Regions from separate parts of the Mus musculus genome. Here region 1 is linked to region 2. The links are chromatin loops, found by intact Hi-C in ENCODE. Cell type or tissue: left cerebral cortex. All regions are shown on one strand. Links, peaks and the distances in the headings refer to the core of each region. The heading gives the core; the rest is flanking DNA.

Region 1 (10,592 bases), core at 3,839-7,838, 60 kb before region 2:
AATGAATGGACCTGGTAGTGTAAGATTAAATAAGCCCTCTCCACTCCTTCCCTTAAGTTGTTTTTGGTCACAGCGGGGGTTTTTTTGTTTTTGTTTTTGTTTTTGTTTTTGTTTTTGTTTTTGTTTTTTGGCTTGGTTTGGTTTGGTTTGGTTTTTCGAGACAGGATTTCTCTGTATAGTCCTGGCTGTCCTGGAACTCACTCTGTAGACCAGGCTGGCCTCCAACTCAGAAATCCACCTGCCTCTGCCTCCCAAGTGCTGGGATTAAAGGTGTGCGCCACCACCCCCGGTGGTCACAGTGTTTTATCACAGTAACAGAAAGCAAACTAGAAAAGCCAGCGCTGAGGACTGGGGCTCAGCAAGCCATGGGCCGGGACACTGGAGGCATGTCCAAGGCTGGAGCCTGCATCCTCAGGGGCTGCATTAGGATGGCAAATTCTGCTTGTGCTCTGGGGGTGAGGCCTCCCTCTAGCATTTGTTCTCTAAGCTCTCTCTCTCTCTCTCTCTCTCTCTCTCTCACTTTGGTTTTTGGAGACAGGGTTTCTCTCTGTAGCCCTGGCTATCCTGGAACTAACTCTGTAGATCAGGCTGGCCTCAAACTCAGAAATCCGCCTGCCTCTGCCTCCCAAATGCTGGGATTAAAGGCGTGCGCCACCACCGCCCGGCCTTTTTTTTCTTCCAATGCATCATGAGTTATTAGCAAGCTTTCCATAAATCCATTGATCCATTTAGCTAGAGTTGGTTCTATTGATTGTAACAGGTAGAGAAACCTCACTTGGAAAAAGGACATTTGGTTGGATGTTGTGATCCATGCCTTTGATCCCAGCACTTGGGAGACAGAGGCAGGCTGGCCTAGTCTATAGAGCGAGTTCCAGGATGGCCAGGGAAACACAGGGAATCCCTGTCTCAGGGGGGGAAAGGAAAAAGGAAAGAAAGGAAGAACGATATGTGTATTTTAGTTCTGGTCATCCCAGAATAGTCGGTATGAAATTTGCCTCCTGTCAACCCTTGTACGTTGGCAACATAACTTTTAGCCATGATCAGCACAGCTGTGCCCTCTGGAAGAGGTGAGGTTCCAGGTCTACCCCCAATATTTCTTCTGGAATCAGCTGAGTAATGTGGATAAATGGACAGAATCTAGAGGTTACAAGCCTCAAACACGGTGAGGAGGGGCGGGGGAGGGGGGAACGCAGGCAGCTACATCAGGGCTGTTTTTGGAGGACAAGATCCCAAAAAACAGGGAAGAGTGCTATGCTTGAGTGCTGCCCCCTAGGGGCCTAAGCAGTATTGCAAGCCACACAGCCAGAGGCGACGTGCCCTTGGAAGGGCCAGGAACAAATAAATGCTTTGCTGTCACAGTCCTGAAAATTCTCAAGGTGTTTGAACAAGAGACCTCTATAGTTTGTCCTGGTGAAATAAGAAGCTGAAATCAAACAAAAAGACAGGCAAAACAAAACCAACCAAACAAAAAAAACCCAGCTTCCGGAGGACTGAGCTCAAACTTCTGAAATGGTGCTGCCCAGGGCTGGAGCCAGCCTACTCGATGCTTTGTGAATGCATTATGTCCCAAGCACTACTCCAGAAGAGAGGGCATCTCTTTCCTAGTATTTAAGCAGATGTTCCAGGGAAGACCCCGATTTGTTGTTGTTGTGTTTTGTTTTTTGAGACAGGGTTTCTCTGTGTAGCCCTGGCTATCCTGGAACTCACTCTGTAGACCAGGCTGGCCTCGAACTCAGAAATCCACCTGCTTCTGCCTCCCAAATGCTGGGATTAAAGGCGTGCGCCACCACGCCCGGTTTAAGACCCCGATTTCTTGAAGAAAATATCATTATGTTACATGGCAGAGCTACCCAGTCCTGAGGTTGGGAGTGAGACCGGCTCCACCTGGAATGTATTTGTGGCAGGAACTCCCCGGGAGCAAGCTCTGATGCTATGTTGGTTAGCTGTTGTCCATTAGAAACCGGCTAAGATCTCTTGGGAAGAGGTGGTAGCACTTACCTGTAATCCCAGGATGCTCAGAAGGATGATGACCATCATCTGAAGGCCAGTCTTGGCTACATAGTGAAATCTAATCCAGCCACTATACAGCAAGACCTGCCCTCTTCCAGTCCAAAAAGTAGAGACTAGAGACTAACAAGGAGCTCTGTCTGGAGAACTGTGTACTGTTTCATCTGGCAGGCTGTTCATGTGTGGGGTCAAGTCCATCCAGTCTGCATGGACAGACATCTGGACTAGGCCATGAAATCCAGCTTTCCCTTATTTAAGGTTGACATCTCTCTGGCTTGCCCTTCTCCCCTCTTCATGGTAATGGCTGATTTGGAGCAGTCAGTGTAGCCCCTGGGGGAATCCCAGGGCAGTTCTCCCAGGTACCCTTGCTCTCATAACACATAAGCCCTAGTGCCTATGCTCTTGGGAAAGGCTCAAATCCCCTGTCGGAGGCTTACATGAGCCTGTGCCAGTTCCCAGTAGTACTCACTCCTCTGCCTGGCGGGTGTGCCCGGCTGGGTGTGCCTGGCGGGTGTGCCTGGCTGGGTGTGCCTGGCTGGGTGTGCCTGGCTGGGTGTGCCTGGCGGGTGTGCCCGGCTGGGTGTGCCTGGCGGGTTTGCCTGGCTGGGTGTGCCTGGCGGGTGTGCCCGGCTGGGTGTGCCTGGCTGGGTGTGCCTGGCTGGGTGTGCCTGGCTGGGTGTGCCTGGCGGGTGTGCCTGGCGGGTGTGCCTGGCTGGGTGTGCCTGGCGGGTGTGCCCGGCTGGGTGTGCCCGGCTGGGTGTGCCTGGCTGGGTGTGCCTGGCGGGTGTGCCCGGCTGGGTGTGCCCGGCTGAGTGTGCCTGGCTGGGTGTGCCTGGCGGGTGTGCCCGGCTGGGTGTGGCTCAGGTTCTTCCCTTTCCAGGCTAAGCAAGTACTGAACAACCGAGCTGTACACTCCGACTTCCATATGCTTTCAAGAGACAATGAGTATTGCTCAAGACATGGAGAAATTAGACTCCTTCTGAATTGTTGGGAGCCTGTTTTGGTGGTGTCTCCTGTGATCCAGGGTCTTGCTACTAGTGCCTTGTTTGGGGGCCTGGGGATGTTGCTCAGTCAGAAGACTGTCTAGCTTGCCTGGAGTCCTGGGTTCTAGTCTTAGCATTGGATAAACTGGGTATGCTGGCTCATATCTGCAATCCTAGTCCACAGATTTATTCGTTTGTGTGCGTTCACATTTATTTACTTATGTATTTACATTAAAAAAGGATTTATTTATTTATTATATGTAAGTACATTGTAGCTGTCTTCAGACACCCCAGAAGAGAGCATCAGATCTCATTATGGACGGTTGTGAGCCACCATGTGGTTGCCGGGATTTGAACTCGGGACCTTCGGAAGAGCCAGTCAGTGCTCTTAATTGCTGAGCCATCTCTCCAGCCCCATGTATTTACATTTATTTACTTGTGTGTATGTGTGTGAGTGTGGGCACATGTACAACTTAAAGACTTTTTTGCAAGTTGGATTTTTTTTTAACATTTAGTGTGTGTGTGTGTGTGTGTGTGTGTGCGTGCGTGTGTGCATGTGGAGGTCAAAGGACTACTTGTGGGAGTCTGTCCTCTCTTTCTACCATGTGAGTGCCAGAGGCCGTATTCGAGTCATCTTGTCCCCTCTGAGGTCTCTCTGGTATTCATCTTGCTTTGAGGCAAGGTCTCTCTTGTGACTTCTGTCGGTCTCCTCTGATTCCCAACCTTTAGAGTGCTGGCATCACAGATGTGAGCCACTTCATCTGGCCTTTTCCCCAGTTCCTGGGCCCTGTATTGCAAGCACTTTTACCTGCTAAGCCATCTTGCTGGCTCAACGGAGGGACAGCAGAACATATCAGCAAATTATATGTCAGGTAAGAAATTAAACCCAGAATATGCAAAGAACTCCTAAAATGCAAACTATAACCAAAACAATCAGTTAGTTAAAAATAAAGGCAAGTGCTCTTAACCATGGGGCCTTCTCCCCATCCCTGTCTCTACCTTATCCACTATACTGACTCAGTCTTGCCTAGACTGTCTAACCAGTCAGTCTCCATTGCCTCCAGGCCTGGACTTACAGACTCCTCCCAATGGCCTGGCTTTTACATAGGTGCTGGGGATCCAAACGCAGGTAGGTCCTTGAGCTTGTCCTGCAAGCACTTAACAGTTTTGAGAAAAGCAGGTTTACATGATGCTATATGCACAAAGCACACTGGTACAGAATTTTCCAGTTTGGCAAATCAAAACTCTTTGTAGTTCAACCTAATGTGCTTTTGGTCTGATTCATCCAAATAAGGCATGGCCAGACCCACATTCCTGAGGTTCTGTGTCTAAAGGCCTTACAGCTCGGGAGCCAACTCCAGCAGACGCTATGGTGAAGGGTCTTCCACAGCACCGACTTTCCCATACTCAGGCTTTGTTTATGAGGCAGGGCCTCACACTTACAGCTCAGGCTGTATGGAACTCACTATCCTCCTGTCTCCATCTACCTAGAGGTGGGATTTACAGGCGTGTGAAGCCTTTGAGAGCACGCCTTAGGCCACATGAGGAAATGAGAAGACCTTGGGGTATTGGGGGTCGGGGAGAAAAAAATTACAGGTAGACTCTGACCAGGATCGTGTTTAAATAGCTTCCTCCTGGAGAAAACACAAGATATATTTGGAAAGTAGGACATTTAAAAAGTATTTCATAATCTTTAAAATGAGGGGGCTGCTTGTGCCCGTTCCCCAGAGTTTAAGAAAACGGAGGCGCTCACAGGGACCTATCAGGAAGCGGTTGCCATTGCACAATGACGGTGTGGGTCCTGGATCTAGGCCCAGGGATGCCTGCCTGTTCGAGTTTCCGCAGAGAGGGCAGCGCCTCAGGACCCCGCCCGACCTTGAAGGGCCGCTCGACCTTGAGGACCATGTTTGCCTCAGTTACTTGCTCTGTGCAATGGGAAGATACGCGGTACCACTGGGGAAGACCAGGGGCCCCGACGCGTTCCTAAGGACAGCCAGATTGCGTGGCCACCCTCCCTAACTGCCCTCGGACTCTTCCCCCACCGACCGCGCCGCAACCATCTAGTAGGAGCCCGCGGGCGGGAACCTGCCTCTGCGCGCTACAGCGCACGCGCGCCTCGCGCCCCGCCCCACCCGCGCCCGCGCCCGCCCATAGGCCTGTCGCGCCGTCACTCCGTTTGGAAAGCAGTTGTGATTGATCCAGGTCCGGGCGCGCGACTCGGTGGTGGGCGGGGCCCGAACCGGGTATAAAGGAAGCCGCGGCGAGGCTCGTGCCGCTTTGCAGACGCCACTGTCGCTTTTCGCCGCTTGCTGCAGCCATGGTCAACCCCACCGTGTTCTTCGACATCACGGCCGATGACGAGCCCTTGGGCCGCGTCTCCTTCGAGGTCGGGTGGGCAGTGGTGCTCCAGGGTGGGGTCCCGGGAGCTGTGGAGGGGGAGGCTCTCTCGGGCGCGGCCCGACCCTCCGGTGGAGCGAGCGCGGGTGGCGGCGCCATTTCCTGACGAGGGGCCATTTTGGGAGGCTGGCGAGGCGCGGGGAGGCTGGGCGGGCTGCGGACAAAGCCGGGCGGGGCGCGGCCGTTGGGGGAGGGGGCCGTCCCCGCCCGTCCCGGCCTCCCCGCAGGCGCACGTGGCTGCGTCCTGTGGGGCCCCGCGAGGCCGGGCGCACGTGCTCCGCGCCTCTCCCTTCTCCCAGCCGTTGGGCCCCGCCCTGCTCCGCTGCGGCGCTGCAGCCCCGCGGGCCTCTTCCCAGCCTGCTTTCCGGAGCCCCACAGCCTTTTACTCGGATCTGAGCAGGGACCCTGCCTAAGGTCTCAGGGGCGAAGGCTCGGAGAGCCCGGACGTGCTCGTTAGCCCGGTTAAACCTAGTGGTTTCCTAAACCTAGTGGTTCCTACGAAGAATATAAAATAATCGTTTTATAGCAGACTTGAGTGTGAATTGAACCTTTGGCCATTTGGTCCGAAGTAGCCACATTTGGTTAGGGAGGCTCAAAATACCCCTCCGCGTCCCCCACCCCCGAGCGGAAACGAGAAAGGCTTGGCTTTTGCTGGTGCCCAAGGACCGCCTCCTGTCGCAGTGATGGCGCAGCGGGGGAGGCGCTCTGAACCCCTCCCTATTACCCTCAGTGAGACAGGCATGTTATGACTGGCCACGCTGCAGTTTGCATTGACCAAAGTGGATTGCCAGTAGTTACCTACTTAATTAGTTCTGGAGGTTAAGTGGCTGCTTAAAGATCAGTTAGTAATTAGAGTACCCTAAACAATTGGCGTTTTTCTTTTACAAAATTAAATATTCAGCCGGGCGTGGTGGCGCACGCCTTTAATCCCAGCACCCGGGAGGCAGAGGCAGGCGGATTTCTGAGTTCGAGGCCACGCTGGTCTACAGTGTGAGTTCCAGGACAGCCAGGGCTATACAGAGAAACCCTGTCTCGAAAAAAACAAAAAACCCCAAAATTAAATATTATTGTTAGCCTCAGTACTAGCCCTTAGGCCATAGTGGAATATGTTACTTAGTGTCTGTACTGTTAAACTCCAGAAGCTATCATTGGTGAGTTTTTAACTCAAAAGCTAGATCTCCCGATTGCCCGCCTGCCACAGTGCTGGGTACACATAGTAGGTAGGCACATAAAAAGAGCACTAGGTTCTAATTAGCCCTCACCCAGCATGTATCTAGTCAAGAGCTGATAATTGACAAGGACTCTTGTGGAAACTTGGCCTAAGCTTAGCCTGGGTAGGATAGTATCAGGTTAACCAGAGCTTAATGGGAATGAGATGAGCCCATAGGTGAAAATAGAGGTGGAGCTGCCAAGAAAGGCTTTGAAGTCATAATTTGATGAAAAAAAATGTGGACTTGGAAAGCTGTTAAGCTGTGAGAAAAAAAAAACAGTCCAAAGGAGTCACATATTTAACTACTTAAACCATAAATGTATTCCTCCAAGAGAAGTGTAGATGCTGCAACTGATGAGTTGTGGTTTTCAACTAGCTATGAAAGGGCATGTAGATATTGAAGTGTTGGAATCCTCTACAGTCCTCTACAATTAGGTTAGGAGCCACTCACCTGATGCTTAAAGCTATGCTGACAGGTTGAAGGTGGTAGCATTTTCATTGCCAGAAACTAACAGTTTATTTGCCTAATCATGCATTGTGTGACAGTGCTTTGAGAATTTGATTTTAGGTTTCAACATGAAGTTAGGAGTGATGGTATGCTTTTGAGAAGCCTCAAGTCTATTCAGAAGTAGGTGTGATGTATTAAAAGCTCTTGAGTCATGCTTAAGGAGTCTGTCACTATTTTAAGTAATGACTAGTTCCAGATTTCCTTCATATTTTTTGGTTCTCAACCCTGTAGAATCTTAAAGCTGATAGGTGTGATTTCTTACTAGGAATTGAACGTTATTACCAAAGTGGTGTTCTGAGAATGAATTTGACTCACAAGTCCCTAAAGCTAAAGACATTAAGCATGAGACTGTTCACCTATATATTAACTAGCTGTTCATTTCTTTGTTACAGCTGTTTGCAGACAAAGTTCCAAAGACAGCAGGTTGGTTTCATTTTCTAGTTTTAACAAGTTTTGTGGGTAAAACTATAAAAAAGAATAAGTATATGTGTATACATGTTTTTTGTTTTTTTAACAGAAAACTTTCGAGCTCTGAGCACTGGAGAGAAAGGATTTGGCTATAAGGGTTCCTCCTTTCACAGAATTATTCCAGGATTCATGTGCCAGGTATTTATTAAATTGAAATTTTTGTTTGTTTATTTATTTATTTTTAAAATATTTATTGATTGATTGATTATATGTAAGTACACTGTAGCTTTCTTCAGAAGAGAGCATCAGATTTTGTTACGGATGGTTGTGAGCTACCATGTGGTTTCTGGGATTTGAACTCAGGACCTTTGGAAGAGCAGTCAGCGCTCTTAACCGCTGAGCCATCTCACCAGCCCTGAAATTTTTTATTTTTTAGCTCCTTTTATTGAGCCAGCATGTTTTAGTTGTACTTGAGCTAGTATTACACCATTTCTTTCCAGTTGCCTGTTTTTTCTTGTGTGTGTACATAGCAATACATGTGAGTTCTTCTGAGGCGGATGACTGTCCCCAGCACAGGCTCTGTTCTTTGCAGTATTATGTCATGCAGGTTGGCCTTAAACTCCTTATCCACTTGCCTCTTCCTGTGTGCTGGGATTTCAAATGTGTTAACGTACCAACCTTCTAAAAAACCGCTATCTTGGGTTGGGTGTGAGTCTTATGAAGTGCCTGCTACATAGGGATCCCAAAACTGAGGACCTGAGTCCTAGAGCTCCTATAAAAAGCTGGGTGCGGCAGCACATGCTATCATGTCAACCAGCCTAGCTAAAGCTTTGAGCCCCAGGCTAAAGAAAAGGTGGGTGAAAAAGTTGGAGAGCAGTGCAGATATACTGTGCCATATGTATATACACAGCAAGAAAATTTGAAATGGCATAAAAACTGACTTTGCAGACTTTTCAGTTACATTGTCAAAGTGACATTACTATCTGATTTTTACAGGGTGGTGACTTTACACGCCATAATGGCACTGGCGGCAGGTCCATCTACGGAGAGAAATTTGAGGATGAGAACTTCATCCTAAAGCATACAGGTCCTGGCATCTTGTCCATGGCAAATGCTGGACCAAACACAAACGGTTCCCAGTTTTTTATCTGCACTGCCAAGACTGAATGGTAAGAAACAGTGAATGGGATCTGTTGACAAGAGTGCAAAGCCCCCTGCTGGGGTTCTTGCTTCAGTGTTCCTTTCATTCCCTCTCAAGATAGTGGAAATTGAGCCAGTAAGAGTGCTGTGTCGGTAGCCATTTTTATCTTTAGTGTTTGATCTACCCCTGGTTGCTGATGGTGGTTATCATTCTTCTACAGGCTGGATGGCAAGCATGTGGTCTTTGGGAAGGTGAAAGAAGGCATGAACATTGTGGAAGCCATGGAGCGTTTTGGGTCCAGGAATGGCAAGACCAGCAAGAAGATCACCATTTCCGACTGTGGACAGCTCTAATTTCTTTTGACTTGCGGGCATTTTACCCATCAAACCATTCCTTCTGTAGCTCAGGAGAGCGTCCCTACCCCATCTGCTCGCAATGTCCTGTAATCTCTGCTCTCACTGAAGTTCTTTGGGTTCCATATTTTCCTCATTCCCCTTCAAGTCTAGCTGGATTGCAAAGTTAAGTTTATGATTATGAATAAAAACTAAATAAGAACTGTTTGTCCTTGTTTGTATTGGAGTGGTATAGGTCTCTAAGCAACTAACTGGCTAGGTTACTTGGCTGACTTTAGCAGCAGTATTCTGTAAGGTTTTCCTCTTCACTAACCTAGGTCTTAACTGCCACTGATTATCTTTGAGGGGGAAGGGATAAGGAGCTTTCCTGAGACCCGGAGTAGTATGTAGGGATTCCTGTAATTTTAAGTGTTTGTGGGGACTGCCACATGGGCCACAGGATAAACCTATCTATCTACACATAGGTTTCAAGGATTCAGGTTGTCCTCCAGTCTACTCAAACTTCAGATCCTCCTGCCACTTCTGGGAGAATCAAATCTGAAACTCAATGATAGCTTACCTGGTAAAGATACATTTATCCTGTGGTCCCAAATGGACATCTGGCCAATGAAGTTAAGCTTTAGTTTGGGCTGCAGATGAATTTGTGCTGAACAGCACATAGTGCTTTTCCAGAACCACATGGCTGCTTACTAGTAATTTAAGATCCAGGGCATCCAATGCCCTCTTTTGGTGCACAAGCATGGATACATGAAGGTGAAGCACTCAAGTTAATCTTGGCTGTATGTTTTGGGATGTGTTGTCAATGGGAGCTGGTAGCTTCACAGTATGAAGCTAAAGATGGCTGGAAGCCACTTGATGGGCATTGAGACCTGAGCTCAGCCTTTGCAAGTGCTGACTGAGCCGACTAGCTCCTAAGATGCTTTTTAGTTTGTATTCTGTGGGGGATGGGGATATGAGTGGAGATACTAGGATGACTCAGAATTTGTTTACCAGGATTTGACCTCAAGGTTGGTGACCCACTGAGTCATCTTGCCAGCTCCAATATTTCAGGTACATTCCATTGTTCTTAAAATGTCTTAAAGTTACATCTAACTAGGGTTAGAATGTTAAAACATCCCTTCAACAACTCCATAATCACTAGCATGTCAATTTTTGTCAGATTTTTACAAACTTCCATAGACCCAGGAGAGGAATTCTCAATAGAGGAATTGCCTCTTGATCAGATTGGCCTGTGGCAAGTCTGCAGCATTTCCATAATTGATGTAGGAGGTTCAGCCCAGTGCTGCTGGTGTCAACCCTCCTGGGGAAGGTATACAGCCCAGGCCAGGTGAGCAAGGCATGGGAGCAAACAGGAAGCCAGCGGGGTTCATGATTTCTACTTGAAGCTCCTGCATGGAATTTCTTCCCCCAGTCATGGTGTTCACAGCAATAGAAAGCAGAAGTGTTATTCCCTTGTCTTTCCTGTGTATGAGAGCACAGGCACCTGTGAATGAATGCCTGTGAGGCCAGAAGAGGCCAAAGTTGGGTCCCTTTAGAGCTGGAGTTGGTTGTGAGCCACCTGATATGCTTGTTTGGGAACCCAACT
Region 2 (10,592 bases), core at 3,112-7,111:
AATTTACAGTGAATACTTATGTGCATGACTTACACACTCCAGTCTTTCCTTATTTTCATCCACCTCAACAACAAGATGGATGCAAATAGTCGCCCGTGTAGACTGTTCTACACGCCTGTAAAGCCAGTCAAGGTCACATTAACAAAGCATCCTCAGCAACTCTAGTGCCTGAAGTGTGCAGCCATTTACAGACCACTCAATATGAGGGCATTATTATAACCAGCCTCTTTTGCCCACAACCCTGCATTTTCAGGTAAGACAGGATAATTGTTTTGTTTTGAGAAAACCGAAGCTTGAATCTTTTAAAAGACCTGCAATTTACTGCAAAGTGATCCAGGGGTAACAAAGGAAGCAGGAGGCTAATGGCTGCCTGCACCAAAAGCCTCTCAATCATTTTGCAGTAAATAATTATGGAAAGTGACATGACAAGAAGCCATGTGTGCTCATGGCTACAGTCATTTGTACCACCTACATGCCTCCAACAGATACATAGGGTGTCTGGGTTTTTGGTTTGCTTTTGTTTGGTTTTTGGTGCCGTGCAGATTTATGTTTTGTTTTGTGCAGCATATGCACTGAAGGACTTGCTGACAAGAACTGCCATTATAGACATGCTGAAATGATGTGTAGGGACAATAGAAACCACAAAGTAGTAGGGTCTCTGCATAGATTTTTTTTTCCTCTTTGATTTTCTTAAAAATACATTTCTACATACAGTAGAAACAAGTATTTCAACAATAATTTGGAGTTTTAGCTCCAACTTCTCAGGAATGTGACTATTTTTCATTAGCTGGGCTATCTGCCAAATTTAAAAGAAAAAAAAAATACCACTCTGAATCGTTCATAGTAGCACTTCAAAAACAGAACAGAAAAGTTGGTTGCTTCCCATAATTTGTACAATGCCATTTTCTGACAGAAATCAACAAAGACCAACAATGCCTTCAAAAAGCTAGTATTTATGACTGACTCTCCATGTTTGCAGATTTCTATTGTCCCTAGTCCCTGGATGAGGGTCAGTGAAATGCTACAATTAACCCCCATCCTTCTGCTATCTTCCTACAGTGGGAAGAGAGGCCATGAACCATCCCCTGCAGGAGAAATAAACCTCAGAGATTGGTTAAGACATAAAAACCCACCACTATGACATTTACCACTTAATCTTACAAAGGCAGGTCAAAATTTTAATATAAATTACTTTTGCCAACACATAGCTTATGCATTCTTTGCTCCTTTTTTTGGAGGATTCTCAAATTGAAATCTAAAGATTTACATATGATATATTACTGTTATATGGTCTAATGACTAAGAAAATTTCTCTGGTAACCAAAGCTGATGCCATATATGGTAGTGTTCTTGGCATATACTCTATATGCCTCAGACCACTTCCACATTCTTTCTATTCAGCTAATTATAGCTTAGTAGCCACTGGTGAAGGATTGTGAAGACCCTGTCATTTCTACAGAATAGAAAGGCAAGGCTAGTTACTGCAATTCAGCCAAATAAAAAGAAAAGAGAAAAACAAAAAACAAAAACCAACCCCTTGAAAAGGAGAGGTACTGCACCTTTGCAAAATTGAACTGGCTCACTGCAGCTGAGCAACAGAACCACTGAAGCAAGAAAACAAGTTGGTCTACACAGGAATAGTACATGATTTCAAAATGAAAACGTTACAGCAATCAATGAAGAGCTGCAACCTTAATTTTCATTGCTGCCTCAGAGTTTGAAACTGTAAACAGTTTCTGCAAACCTAATGCTAGCTTCTCAGCTCCTTTACTAAAAGTAGGAATTTGTTCTCCGCAGCAAAGAAACAAACACTCAAAACACATAGGTAAATACAGCAGGACATTATTGAAAACAGCTGCCTTGTAGTACAAAATACAGTACAAGTATACGGATGTCATTAGAACATCAAAAATACTATTGCTCCCATACAATTTAGGAAACATTCTTTGCAACGGAGAAAAATTTAAAAGAAAAGCATTAAAAAAATCTGTTTAAAAATTCTACTGTGGATGATGAGAGTAGAGAAATAGTCTGTAAGGGCACCAATGTTTGTGGCTCTTCCATTTTTAAGTCTAAGATCAACAATATTCTGAATCAGTCTATTTTTTTTTTCAAAGCCTAATTTTATATACACAAATATTTCCCTCCCTCTCAGCCACAGACACAAAAAATGACCTTTTTGTATATTACTTATTTCCGAATAAATACAAAAAGATTGTATAGATTGAATAATACCAAAATAAGATAATAAAAAGGATATGCAATAAATTAAAAAGGCAGCTCAAATAAAGGGCAGGCATGCAGTTAAAAAAAATACTAAGATAGTGGAGGTGGGGTTACTTGCCTCCTGGTTCTTGAGAAGGTGTCACACAGATACCTGAAAAACTTTGGAAAGAACATTAGCTCCCATTCAATTCAAAGTTGCCTAGGTCTATGACATTTCTAGGAATACCTTTTGATGGGGTGGGATTAACTTGATTAGAAAAATCATTTATACTGAAAATCCATTTAAAATATAGAAGAGGCGATCCTTGAAAACCCCAACTTTTATTCTTGAAAGACAGCTGGATAAACCGGCAAGTGCCAGTTTGTTGAAATTTCAAGATGGTATAAAAATGCTTCCAGGATAGAGTCAGCATTCGCGTTCACTTCAGTCCATTCACAAATGGATTCAGCTTCTACCGGGTGCAACGCTTGAATCATTCATCCATCATTTGCCAACTTTGATTGTGAGGTACTGAATAAGATGGATCAAGTTCTTAAAAATTTATTTTAAAAGAATAAATGATGCTGGAATTCTGGACCTGAGGATCGTCAGTATTTCAATAAATCCACAGATTAAACTGAAGGTAAATTAAGACTTCAGTTCTGTTATTTCCAACTTCTCTGTGAGGATGTCTATTTCATTAAAGCTCAGGCTTGTAGCCACACTGTTCCTTTTTTGCAGATAGTCAAGTTTTAAGGTTTAAAATGCAGCCAGCCAGTGGCTGTAACAGCCGAATTAGCCATAATTCTCTGGTTCATACGGTGGAGCCACTGGGATTCAGCTCCCACTCATGCTAAGCCATTTCTTGGTAAAGACCTCCATACTTAAGAGATCAAGGGAAGAACTTTAATGAGCAGCAACCAATCCACTCAAACAGTCCACTTTGTGCTTTATGCCTGACTTCTTGTGCCCACCTCAGCAATCCCCATTGTAAAAATGCTTTTGTTTTTGAAAAAAAAAATTGCCAACTTTTAAACTATTTTAGTAATGGATTCTAGTTCAAGCTTTGATCTCTGAATTCATTTGCATCCCGGAAAACAATTCTGCAAAGAAAAGACAGGGGCCTTGGTCCAGGTTCCATGCAAAACCATTTTTTTTAAATGGATCTAATTTTCGAATTCTCCAATGGCTTCTTGAATTCTTCTCTTGCCCTGTCCATGATTGTGTAAAGTTGCATTCCTTTTCATAAACCTGTACCCTCAGAACTGGGTAACTGCAAAAGGCCTCTTTCTTCTCAAAGATTCCACTAAGACCTAGATCCAAAATGCTGATTTCGATGGAGGTGAAGGGATAGATGCTGATAGTAGTGAGGCCTGGAGGGATCCTAAGACCAGATTACCCAGGAAGAACACAAATTCAGCTATTCCCAATGCATGAGTCTGGGTAACCCAGGTGTGGTTTTGGTCCCAGACGCTCGAAGATCTATCTATCCCTTCCAGTGTTTTCCTGATGAATTTCCGAACCTCGGTTTTAAACAACAGAAGCTGAGACTCTTGCGCAGGTGAGGAGATGCTGCTCCTCTTTGCAGGTTGCTGGCAGTTCCTTGGAACTTAACTGCTTTTCTCTAATTGTCTGTGACTGTTTTCTTATGGTTATTTCTCTTAACTATATTATTTTATTTTTTTTTTTGTTTTCTTCGTCTGCGGCCTCCCCTGATCCCTCTCCACTAGCTCACTGGGGACGAGAAGGAAAGGGCGCTCTCTAGCCAAGGGGATGGTGGTGGGGTTGGGGGAGGCCGGTACGGGAAGCTGCCTGCTTCAATCCTCATCCACTTCCTCACCCTCCGACTCGTCGCCGCCACCGCTGCCCCCGCCGCGTCGCTCGTAAAGCTTATCCCTCTGTCGCTCCTGGATCTCTTTCATTTCATCTGCATACCGACAGAAGGCGCCTCCAAACTTGCCCCAGGCCTTGAAGGGCACGGTGATGGCATTGCGGTAGGACGGCTTCACCTCGCTCACTCGCAGGAACACCCCGTACTTGTTGCAGCCGACGTCGAAGAAGAAGCGCTTCGAGTCCACGGTGATGGAGGTGCCCTCCGGGAGCTCTCCGTACAGGCCGCCCCCGGGGCCGCCGGCGCCGCCTCCCGGGCCGCCGGCCAGCTCGTCCTCGTCGCCCCCGTAGTCGTCGATGAGCTTGGCGAGCGCGTCGCGGAACTCGATGAGGCCCTGCGCGGGCAGCGCGATGGTCTGGCCGCTCTGCAGGCCGCCGGGCCCGGGCCCCCCGCCGAAGCCGCCGCCGCCGCGGTTCACCGTCTGGCGGATGCGCAGGAAGCGGCCGCGCTGGTTCTCCTTGAGGTCCAGGTAGTACTTGCGGTTCTCGCGCACCAGGAACTCGCTCTTGAGCGCGCGGCGCGGCCCGCCGCCCTCCTCGGCGCCCGCCGCCAGCTGCTCGGGGCTGCTGGGACCCAGCTGCGCGTAGTGCTCGATGAAGTCGCCCAGCGAGTCGCGGAACTCGGCGGCCACCGCCATCGACAGCGTGAGGCGGCTCTTGGAGCCGCCCGCGCCCACCTCGGCGATCTTGAGGAAGCGGCCCTTGGCGTTCTGCTTCACGTCCAGGTAGAAGCGCTTGTTCTGGATGTCCAGCCGCTTCGAGGCCAGCTCCTGCGTCTCCTGCTCGCCGCCCGGCCCGCCACCGCCGCCGCCGCCGCCGCGGGGCGCGGGCTGGAAGCCGCCGGGCCCGCCGCCGCCGCCGCCGCCACCGCCGCGCTCGCTGCCGCTGTCGCCGTCCGCCATCTTCTCGGCCGCCGCCTCGCCGCCGCCGCCCGCTGCGCTCGCGCCCCCGCCCTCCGCCCTGCGGCTCGCGCTCCGGGGCCCCCCAGCCTCGCCCGCCGGCTCCTCACGCGCGCCCGCCGCTCATCGCCGGTCGCCGCCGCCCCCCATCGCCTCCGCGCCCCGCCCCCGCGGCTTCCGTGCGGCACGGCCCGCTTCCGGCGCGCGCCTCCCGTGACGTCACTCCGCCCCGCCCGCCGCCGCCTCCCGGCCGGAAGACCCACACACACCACGCCGGCGGGGCGCAGAGGTGACGTCGCTGGCCGCGCCGGCAAGGCGTTCTGCGGCTACCCCGGGCGAGCCTATGTTTCTGTCCGCTGGTTTTGGGGTCCTCTTTCTTGATGCTTTACTGACGCTCCCGGTTTCAGAGGGTTTAGTGTGTGACTAGATGACTCTGTTGCTTTGGGGCTGTGGGAAGGCAGAACGTTTTGCCGAGAAGCACATGAATTATTCAACAGTGGAGCCAATCACCTCCTGGCGCCTGGGAAAGCAGAGAGACAGGAAAGGGCCAGGGGCTAGGGATCTTTCCAGAGCATACCCCAGTAACCTGTTTTCTCCAGTGAGATCCTACTTCTCACTAATGCTACTAGATTATTAATCCTCAGGGACGAGTACACTGATTAAGTCGGACTCCTAACGATTGGATCTAGCAATCCTTCAGTAAATAAGCCCGTGTTTCTAAAACAAAGAAACCAGAATACCATCTTATTTTATAAACTCCCTGAATGGAGTTCACACAAATAACTTTTGGGTTTTTTTTTTTTTTACAATTGGGTGTTTTTAATGATAGGATCTCACTAAGCTATATTGGCTTAAACTTGAGTTCTTGCATCAGTTTAATATTCGTTAACCAGGTTCCTCTAAAGTGTTGTTTTTTTTTTTTTAAAGATTTATTTATTATTATATGTAAGTACACTGAAGCTGTCTTCAGACACACCAGAAGAGGGAGTCAGATCTTGTTACGGATGGTTGTGAGCCACCATGTGGTTGCTGGGATTTGAACTCTGGACCTTCAGTCGGGTGCTCTTACCCACTGAGCCATCTCTCCAGCCCTAAAGTGTTTTAAATTTGTTTCTGTGTGGCTATACATGTACGTGTATGTGGAGGCCGGAAATAGAGTGTTTGTGTTACTCTCCACCGTATTTTTTGTGAGTGGGTCTCTGGCTGAACTTAGAGCTCACTGAATTGATCTAAACTGGCTGTCAGTGAGCCCTAGGGATCCCCCACCCCCACCCCCTGCTGCACCCTGCTCTTTTATGCAGCTGCTAGGTTTTCAAGCTTGTGTCTTAATGCTTGTGTGATGAGCAGTTAACCGCCCCTCTAGCCTGTATTCTGCCTGATGGGCCAGCTTTGTTATTTTGTTTCCGCTGAAATTTCATTTGCATCTAAGCCTAGAGTCTTCTCTTGTAATTTTTTAGTAAGGACATATTTTTGAGTGGTTTTATGGTTTGATTTTTAAGTATAGGACTATGTTTATCTGAAATATATCATGATGTCTGGGATGAAGTAAAGAATCTAAGGAATTTCCTTCAAATGACTAACCCATTGTCCCAGTACTATGTATTGGGTAATCCTTGGAGGATAGATGTTAACAGGTGGAGATAGGGTAGGTTATTTTGGGCAGAGGAACATATGTCTCCAGATGGTGAGTTGTGCAGTTTGGCTGGGGCCTAGGGTCTGTGAACAGTGGAACTGGGCGCAGCTGTTCTCTGGTGGCTAGGAGAGATCCTTGATTCAGTGGACAGGGGCCACCATAAACTGTATAAACAGGAGTCATTTTCTAGTTTTGTACTTTTTTTTAAAAGATTTATTTATTTATTATATGTAAGTACTCTGTAGCTGTCTTCAGACACACCAGAAGAGGGCATCAGGTCTCATTACAGGTGGTTGTGAGCCACCATGTGTTTACTGGGGATTTGAACTCAGGACTTTGGAAGGGCAGTCAATGCTCTTATCCACTGAGCCATCTCACCAGCTCCCTAGTTTTGTACTTCAAGAAAGTGACCCAGGGCAAAGGAGAGTGTGGGTGGTCTACAGTGAGACCCAGCACAAACTCTTGATTATAAGCAGTGACTATGTTGTAAAACAGGCCCACATTTTCAGACTCTTAGTGGCTGGGCAGTGCTGGTTGGGGAGTGGGGAGACTGTGGTCTTTGGGTCAGAATATTACAACTATATGGAGACAAGAGGGAAAAAAAAAAGTAGGTGGTAATTGGAGCTGAGGGCTCTGGTGATCAGAGAATGAGAATAATGCTAGCAGATAAGCCTGGTCAGGGGCTTGGGCTCTTTAATAACCCAGCACCAAACTTAGACTTCACAAAACCTCAGATGTTGCAGGTGTTAGATACTCCCCCACCCTCATCCCTGAGAACATGGAACCAATGAAAAGTGGGACTTTACTGTGTTTTTTTGAATATCAGTTATTTTCTTCAGTTTCTTTCTTCTTGGTGGACTTAAAGTCTTGCCTTTCAGCAAATTGAGGGTATGTGAAATAGATCTGTTGACCGTTTGAGATGCTGGCTGGATACTCCTGGGCAAATGTAACAATGGTCAGTCTAGTATTGGGCTGGGTGATAAAGATGAGGCTTAGAAACTGCCAGCAGACAGGAAAGCTGGACACCACTTTCCTTGGGGGTGGGAGCAATCACATAAAGCAAGGGACAGGTGAACAACATGGGACGAGAGCAAAGGTGATGCCTGGATGACTGGAGGTCCTGTGACGTTAATACTGAGTTACACATGAACTTCCCCCATCAGACTGCACCACAGGACACACTGCTCAAATCCTCCTATTCTAAATACGGTTTCCTTAGCCCTATTGCACACTGTAACGGGGTTGGGGGGGACATGGAAGGCAGATGTCAAAGCACTCAGCAGTAAACGTGGGCAGGAAGTGTGGGTGGAGGAGCCACATGGACAGGGCAGGAAAGGAAGGGAATGGTCAAAGGGCACAGGCCTTGGGCTCTAGAGCAGTGGTTTCCAATCTCCCGAACGCTGTGACCCTTGAATACAGTTTCTTATATTCGGAGACACACAACCATAAAATTATTTTTTGTTATTTCATAACTAATTTTGGTATGAGCTGTAATATCTGATGTGCAGGATATCTGATACACAACCCCTGTAAGAGGGTTGCTTTGACACCCTCACACACACACAAGGGACCAAGTCCCACAGGTTGAGAACAAATGCTCTAGAGAGACCTGAGTAGCATGAAGGTTGAAGAAGGGAGGAACATGGAGACTCACCCATAATCTCATGTGAAGCCTGGAGCAATCACAGGACATGGACATTTGGGAAAGGGATGGGGTAGAAAATGAGAAGTATCTGCTGCCTTCTTGAAAACTAGGAGAGAAGAAACAGCACTGGGGCTTCAGGTGGACCAGGTAGACCTTGAAGCAGCCTGCCCCGAGGCCACATGCTAACTTGGCTGGCACTGAGGGGTGGTGAGAGGAATCTGGATAGAAGCCTGCAGAGCAGCCCTTGACATCCAGGGAGGAGGCCGAGGAGACAGAAGTAGGTGTTTTGGATACATACACTCTGAAGTGGAGGCTGGACTCTGGGAAGCAGAGTGGGAGGCTGAGGTGGTGGGCCAAAAGAAAGAGCCATGGATGGGTAGTTTTGAAAGAGCCACACTTTGGCAGGAGCTGGGCCAGGAAAGAGAGGAAGAGACCATATATTATAGGGAGTGCACAGTCTTGGCCTCCTCCTCACCCCATTTTTCCTTTTAAACTTGAAATTTAAATAAATAATACTTGCAATGGCCTGAATATGGTAAAGTGTCTGTATAGTCTTGGTCCCTGGCCATCGCATAACACTAGGTGTGGTGGTCTAACCCTTTAACCTAAGTACTTAGGTCAGACGCAGGAGCAGCCTGGGGGCTCTTTGGCTGGCCAATTTAGCAGAACAAGTGAACTCTCATGTGACAAGAGACTCTCAGAAATAAAATAGAAAGTAATGATGGAAAACGTTCCAATACCCACCTCTGGCCTCCATGTCTGCAGGCATGGATAACACACCCACGTCCACTCATGCACACACATATAGCACACATTGTAGCACACTAGCTGTAAGAGTAGTAGCCTTCACACAAATCCACCGGAAGGAATAGTAAGTAACATGTCTGGTCTTTCTCTCATCGCTATCTTGCTCTCCATCTTTCTATGCCTGTTCCTTTCCATTTCTCCATGTCTGTATTTTTCCTTGCCTCTGTCTTTCTTTGTGTTTAGATTTCCTTCTGAGCTGTTTGGAGGTAAGCTAGTATTCCCATTCACTGCAACATTTCTGTGTCTGTTTACCAGAATAAGGACAATTTTAGCTAACTGGAGCACCGTGATCAAACCCAAGAAATTAGCTCAGCCACGCCTGCCGTTAGCCCATCTGCAGACCCAAGAAGACTGTGCCAAGTGTCCAGACTGCACCCTCTGCAGCATGCAGAACCCTACCGGATTCAGGTCACGGAGTCTGCTCTCCTTACTCTGTGGCTGGCCGGCTCTGGGCTCTGTTATTCACATCAGCAGCACTTTGAAGTCTGAAAGCTGGTTATCCTGTAGATAGATCACTCTACTCTGGGTTTAAAGGCGCTTTTGGCCACACTCTGGAACCATTTGCTGCCCTGACCCTTCCAACTTCCCACAGTGCATTCAAGGTTGCCCATGTGCCAGCCAGCCTGTGCCCTAAAGCTAGAAGGAGGGGGAAGAGATGGTTACAGGTCAGTGTCGTCAGGGCAGGGGCTGGCAGGAGGATGTGGGGCCCCACAAAATGGTTTGTGACTGTATCTAAAGTGGAATCATGTTTAACTCCAAGGCCCTGTGCTCTGAGCTGCTTGTAAGCTGCAATTCCCTGGTCTTTTTTTGCCCTTTCCCATTTTCGATAAAAGCAGATCAGGGGAAAGCAGTGAAGGCTTCCAAAGTAACCTGTGCATGTACTGCCAGGAGGGCAGGGCAGCCCACGTCCCAGGCCAGGCCTCCCGTGCTGCAGACACTGCTAGCTTCACAATTGTGGGCCAAATGTACTGTTCAGGGCTCCATGGCGATCTTGGATTCCTGTGACTGAAGGCAAGTTTGTGAACCGTATTCACAGTCCATAGTTACTGCCTCACCCTCTGTGCAGTAGTTGTGCCACTATTTATACTTGTTTTCTGTGAGGTGGAAAATGAATTCCTCGCATGAGCACTGGGTTTTAGGAAGCATAGTTTCTCAGCCTCTGGGCTTAGCAGTCAGCTGTGGCACCTCTTGTCATGAGGCTTCTGTCACACTTGAAAGGCTGGGATACCACATGAAGCACAGCTGCCTCCAGTGCCCAGGATGCACGTGCTGTGACCCAGAGCCTTTCCACAACCCGACTTCCCAGCGCCTAGCACCGAGTGACTTTCTTCACTCTGTAGATCACTCCTACTCCTCACCCACAGATGAAGATGCTCATGTGCCTCTCACAAAGCTACCGGAGAACGCTATGGCTCGGTAGCCATATGGCTCCTTATGGGTAGGTCTGGCTTATCCGCAGTCAAGACCACTGTCTGTTGTTGATGTTATTCATGGAACTTACTCAGCTTCCTC

Evidence for each region. Peaks named below come from ENCODE experiments on the same cell type or tissue, not always from the same donor. Only the 100,000 strongest peaks of a DNase experiment are listed, where the experiment ranks them.
Region 1: a loop joins it to region 2, with 7 times the contacts of the local background. A loop is called at or near these places in 1 of 42 quality-filtered maps.

What each region holds. Positions count from the first base shown.
Region 1 is chr11:6,410,604-6,421,195 of GRCm38, forward strand. Ppia (peptidylprolyl isomerase A) reads left to right here and starts at 5,264. Exons shown (of 5, transcript NM_008907.2): 1 at 5,264-5,376; 2 at 7,498-7,528; 3 at 7,623-7,711; 4 at 8,510-8,682; 5 at 8,875-9,214. The coding sequence starts at 5,308. The coding sequence ends at 9,007. In left cerebral cortex, for the core only: a CTCF peak has its summit at 5,884; DNase peaks (open chromatin) are centred at 4,135, 5,158, 5,624, 6,057 and 1 more place; H3K4me3 peaks cover 2,967 bases; H3K27ac peaks cover 2,560 bases.
Region 2 is chr11:6,470,889-6,481,480 of GRCm38, forward strand. Purb (purine rich element binding protein B) reads right to left here and starts at 5,188. Exons shown (of 1, transcript NM_011221.3): 1 at 1-5,188. The coding sequence starts at 4,998. The coding sequence ends at 4,024. In left cerebral cortex, for the core only: CTCF peaks have their summits at 4,132, 5,277 and 5,968 (motif pointing right); DNase peaks (open chromatin) are centred at 4,360, 4,606 and 5,253; H3K4me3 peaks cover 2,607 bases; H3K27ac peaks cover 1,588 bases.